2 separate regions of the Homo sapiens genome follow, and region 2 is linked to region 1. Evidence: chromatin contacts called from ENCODE Hi-C or POLR2A ChIA-PET data. All regions are on one chromosome and are shown on one strand. Each heading gives the region's core, a stretch centred on a gene start or an enhancer-like site at or near the end of the contact. The rest is flanking DNA. Distances are from core to core; before and after follow the strand shown.

Region 1 (2,843 bases), core at 107-2,606:
TTCAAGTACTTTTCTCAGTATTATGAGGTAGATTACATGTACGAATGACTCAACATTTCTGAGGCTGCTTAAGAGTGTTTTCTGGTAAGCCTAGCCACTACATCATAGGTGCATGGTAAATGACAACATGGTTTGTATAGAGGTTAAAAAGGGCCATTCATCTCACTGCCCTCATTGGAAGGCCTAAAATAGTCCAAGATATTTTATTCTGTGGTTTTCACCTATGCCCTTTTCCCTTGTCCCAGGAAGACTTAAGTGGATTTGCTGTAATAACTGTGTTATGCTATGATAGATAGAATCTGTGTTATGATTAAATAGTTGACGTCTGTTTATAAAAAGTAACTTTTACAATTTATAATGGAGGTTATATTACTTAAAGTAGTTTTATTTGAAGAAATAAAAATTCATCACTCAATTTCAATACTAGGGCTTGAGATTACTGTTGTATTTTTAAATTCAAACCATTAGATGAATATAATTATAGGAATATGATAACATTGTAGGAATTTGGGGAAGTTTTAAAAATTACCCATAATTTCATCTAACCATTATGATCATTTGTACATATTTCCTGTCAGTCATTTCCTAAATGCATGCTGCTTATTCCTATAACTGAAACTAATACCAGTATCACTGGATGGTAAGTTCTTTGAGAATGGGGCCCCTTTCTGATGATTCTGTGTATACCCGTAGTTTAACACAGAGCCCAGTAGAGGCAGATGCTAGAAAAATTATTGCAAAAGAATGGATTAATAAGCAGATCTGCTGAGGATCTAAAACTTAATTAAGTACAACCAATGCTGGATTGATTATTTTGTTGATTCACAAGAAGAGGCCAAAGTCCCAACCCTCAGCAAAGATCAGCCATTCTATGACCTCCTCTTCTGCTCAGATCTCTAGGGGCAGCACGGGAGAGGAAGGGGACAGTCAAATGGTGATGTGTTACTCTCCTGCTTTGCTCGAAAACGATAGCAGTAATTTCTCTTACTTCTCCATTCCTTGTCTGCAGATCACCTGGCCCTAGAATGGCCTTATATCTCTGAGATACAGACTGACGCTAATAAATGAGTTGCTGATCCTAAAATAAAAGTGGAAATCAGGTTTGGAGTTTGATGTAAAAGCTGGAGAGGCACAGGTTTGTTGCTCATTTAGATTACAAATGTCATCGAAAATAGAAACCAAAAAGGTTAGGTAATTTCTAAATTAATCACTCTTAGAATAATTACCATGTCACAGCATCTGTGTGCTTTGGTAGAATTTGAATAACACTTTTTTGCTCAGAATAATGTTCTATTCTTGTCACCAAATAATACTTGACGTCTGTGCTCTTGTACTCCCGAACTGCAGGAAGGGTGTTGCCCTGAACAGCTGACACACCCTCAGCAATGAAGCTTAGTTTTGCTGGAACTTTTCAGGTACTAAAAAAAATCCCTTTCTCTACTCCCCATTCATTCACAGGCATGAGACTGGAGCTTTATTATTTTTTCTAAATCTAAATTGACTGAGTCAGGCTTGTAGTAGTCACCACTAAGAACAGACCACAGTAGCATGGAGAATATTACTTGAATCTTCTTTCCATCGGAAACTGGCTGTGAAAAGAGTAGGCCCATTAATCATAATTTGAAAAAGCAAGTTACAAAGGCTTGCTTTGTAACTTGTAAAGCCTCCTTTGATGAAGGCTTTACAAGCTGTCATTGCAGTAAGCAGAACTGAAACACTTTTTTTTTTCGTTGAGCAAACACACCTGGTCATTTTGGACATTTCCATTTTGATAGCTTAATGGGTGGGAGAAGATTCCTGGGCTTAAAAAATAACTTTTCAGCATTTCATGTTTCTAAGACTGAGACTGAATTAAAGGAATGTTAATCTGTCTCCTTTTATACCACAAACCTACAGAATTTACACAGAGTTTTGTCAAAAGTGACATGAACTGGTTGTCACTGTCTGGCAGATAGCTCCTCACTATGACACAAAATTGCCTTTATTTGAAGGCCACACATGACATAAGTAAACAATGGCAGTGTTTTGTATATTTTTTCTGTTACTTTAATGTATTTCAATTTCAATTATGTGGGTATAAAACATGAGTTGTATTTTTAAACTCTGTTACTTGATGATGACTACTCTTTTTCTTTCTGTATTAAAAAGAAACTCTTTTAACTGTGGTCACCATTCAGTGCAATGTATTGTATATTTCAAAATTGCTAAAAGAATAGCTTTCTAACATCCTCACCACAAAAAAATTGGTAAGTTGATGAGGTGATGGATATGTTAATTAGCTTGATTGACTCTTTCTACAATGTATTCATAGATCAAACAATCACATTGTACCCCATAAATATACACAATTTTTGTCAATTAAAAATAAATAAGAAACTATTCTAGCTTAAGAGCCTTATGTATTCTAAAAATGAACAATCAAAATGCAGAGACTGCTATTGGTCCCCTAATATGTGTTCTTTTCTTCCATAGTGATAGAACCCCTGATTTTTTTCTTTTTTTTTGTCGAGACGGAGTCTCGCTCTGTCGCCCAGGCTGGAGTGCAGTGGCGCTATCTCGGTTCACTGCAAGCTCCGCCTCCTGGGTTCACGCCATTCTCCTGCCTCAGCCTCCTGAGTAGCTGGGACTACAGGTGCCCGCCACCAGGCCCAGCTAATTTTTTGTATTTTTAGTAGGGATGGGGTTTCACCATGTTAGCCAGGATGGTCTCGATCTCCTGACCTCGTGATCTGCCCGCCTCGGCCTCCCAAAGTGCTGGGATTACAGGCGTGAGCCACTGTGCCCGGCCGAACCCCTGAGTTTTAAGCTAGGCATGTAGCTGTTCAGAAAAAAAAAAAGCAGCT
Region 2 (2,843 bases), core at 193-2,692, 610 kb after region 1:
TAAGTTTTTTTTTTTTTTAAACACTGTATTTATGTCCTATATCTCTTGGCCTTCTCCCATTTCGTCTGTAGTCTTTTACTGCCTTGCAGCATTCATTGCCTCAGGGGGCAAATGACATGACAGAAAAGCAGCACAACAGTTTAGGAGCTGTCAGAAGAAAGCCTTTTGAACTGCAAAGTTTAAGTCTGGGCCTGGCGCAGTGGCTCAGGCCTGTAATCCCAGCACTTTGGGAGGCCGAGGCTGGCAGATCACCTGAGGTCAGGAGTCTGAAATCAACCTGGCCAACATGGCAAAACCCCATCTCTACTAAAAATACAAAATTTAACTGGGCTTGGTGGCAGGATCTGTAGTCCCAGCTACTTGGAGGCTGAGGCAAGAGGATGGCTTGAACCTGGGAGGTGGAGTTTGCAGTGAGTCGAGATTGCACCACTGCATTCCAGCCCAGGTGACAGAGCAAGACTGTCTCAGAAAAAAAAAAAAAAAAGTATAAGTCTGAAATAATTGAAGGTGTCAAGTTTGTGCCCTAAATATTGGAACTGGAAAAACAATCAGATTGCCCTGTCTCCAGGAATATGGGATTATCAGGACTATGGAAGGGAGGAAAGAAGCAAAGCGAGGCAGAAAGTTGGCAGGGTCCCTGAGAGAGGGGCCTGCAGCTTGCTCCTTGCCCAGGGACTTGATCTAGAGTCCCTGATCTGCAATGATGAGTGACAGGAAAGCAGAGAGGACTGGTGCCTCCTGTCCCCAGGGCAGAGGAATTGTTTTCAAAATGTGCTCAGACAGAAAGGCTGTAGGTCAGAACCAGGTGCTGGAAACAGTGGCTTGCTCCCTGTGAACTACGAAGTGGTTTTGAGGTAGCAAAGAGAGTGATGGGTTTTAGATATGGAGTAAAGGAGGACCATCAAGCAGAAGCCTGCAAGAATGTCAGCCCTCACACTGCAACATAACGACAGGTGCCACTGTGGGTAGATAAGCACACGTAATAGCAAGTCCTAGCTACCGCCCATCACCTGGGAACTTAGACAAAACTTGGGATAGGGCAGGGACCCAAATCAATGAAATAAGGATGCTGCCACCTAGCAGAATGGACATTCAAAATAGAAATTAAAGTCATTTATAGAAAAAGTAAATACAATTGCATCATTGCTCAATTTTACACTTCTCATCCAGACCTTGAGATTTGCCCTCACTCTAAGATAATGCATGTAGCTGCTTGATGTATAATATATGCTCAGTAAATGCTAGCTACTATTAATATTATTGTTACCTTTGATCCCAGGACAAGACCCTGAAGAAAGTTCTTGCACTCTTTAAAGAAAGTTCCATTACTTTCTTTTAGAGAATCAAGGAAGGAAAGGGGGGTCATTTTATTCCTCCCAAGGGACACTCAGGTTTGTCACATGAACAGTCATGGTGGGAAAATGGGTCATCAACAACCAGAGAGGACATCTGTGGAGCGTCTTTATGACTGATAGAGTAAGTTCCCTATGTCCCAGTTTGTTGTGGGAAGTTAGGTGGAACCATGTGACTAATTCTAGCCCATGCAATGGAACAGAAGTCAAATATGCTATTTTCCTGCACACTAAAACTTCTCTCCAACCAAAAACAAAGTACTCTGAGGGCCCAGCAGACAGGCAGAACCATGAGAGAGGAGGAGCCTGGGTTTCTGAGACGCTCCCTGGAGAAGAGCCCCTTGGAGAGAGCCAACTAGGACACTTAGGTTGGGCTGTTCCTAAGTTAGAAATAAGCTTTTCTTGGGTTAAGCCATTAAAACTTTGGGGCTGTTTGACACAGCAGTCTATCCTGATACACACTGTACAAATACTAGAGTATGTTCAGTGAGTTCCTGTCAACACGATTGTGGGTTCCCCACCCCCGTACCCCTCTCCCACCCCTGCCACCACACTTCATCCTTCACAGCAGTCTCCTCGGAAGCCAGAGAGTGAGTGGGTATGACTGTACCTTATTTGCCTCGTAAATGTTCTTCCGGATTTAGACATTAACAAGAGTGAGCATAAGTTGGTTTCATTTTTAGGAACTTGAAAATCCTAGATTTGAGAGCATTTTTAGAAATGAAAGGCACATTTGTAGTCATTTGGCCCAACCATTAAAACAAGCAGGGAGAAAACCGAACCCTTGACAGGGACTGCTGTAAGGCCACAGAGCTGGATAGTACTGACGCCAAAATCAGGACCCACTTCTTCAGAGCTGCCTTCAATGTTCCTCTAGGTACTTTCAAATGTCCAGCATAGCATCACATTGACAACTCAAACTTCAAGATTGGACCAAAGTGGACTAAAATTCTGGCTCCACCTCTTACCAGGTGGACCATTTTAGGACTAGCATTTAACTTCTTTGAGGGTCGGTTTCCTTATCCGTAAAATGGAAATAATAATAGTAAGAGTACTTTCCTCCTAGTGTTGTCATGGCAACTAAATAGCTCCATGAATTTAAAGTACATGGCACAAGGGCCAGGCGTGGTGGTTCACGCCTATAATCCCAGTGCATTGGGAGGCCAAGTTGAGAGAATCTCTTGAGGTTAGGAGTTCAAGACCAGCCTGGGCAACATAGTAAGAGCCTGTATCTACAAAAAAAAAAATTTTTTTTAATTTGGGACATGATGGCACATGCTCTGTAGCCTTAGCTACTCAGGAGGCTGAAGCAACAGGATGGCTTGACCCAGAAGGTTAAGGCTACAGTGAGCTATGATCAGACCACTACACTCTAGTCTGAGTGACAGAGTGAGACCCTGTCTCTAACAAAATCAAATTAGATTAAAAAGTTCTTAGCACACATCTGACTCTAATAAAGTCTTAGTATGTTAGTTTCTGCTATTACTTAAA

What was found. A loop is a pair of places that touch in the nucleus more often than their neighbours do. ChIA-PET counts read pairs that join two places held with the same protein, here RNA polymerase II (POLR2A). Pooled maps may share reads with other maps.
Region 2: a loop to region 1 is called in a pooled map, with 2.6 times the contacts of the local background. The contact joins two enhancer-like sites. A Hi-C loop is called at or near these places in 1 of 50 pooled maps. POLR2A ChIA-PET finds 5 or more read pairs at or near these places in 2 of 52 experiments (T-cell and activated B cell).

What each region holds. Positions count from the first base shown.
Region 1 is chr2:64,213,120-64,215,962 of GRCh38, forward strand. No RefSeq gene overlaps it. Among named protein-coding and RNA genes, the nearest start is that of LINC00309, 9.1 kb to the left of the region's middle. Within about 2 kb of position 1,357, at least 15 of the 41 ENCODE cell types and tissues checked have a DNase peak (open chromatin) inside an H3K27ac peak, as active enhancers do.
Region 2 is chr2:64,818,074-64,820,916 of GRCh38, forward strand. No RefSeq gene overlaps it. Among named protein-coding and RNA genes, the nearest start is that of LINC01800, 44 kb to the right of the region's middle. Within about 2 kb of position 1,443, at least 8 of the 41 ENCODE cell types and tissues checked have a DNase peak (open chromatin) inside an H3K27ac peak, as active enhancers do.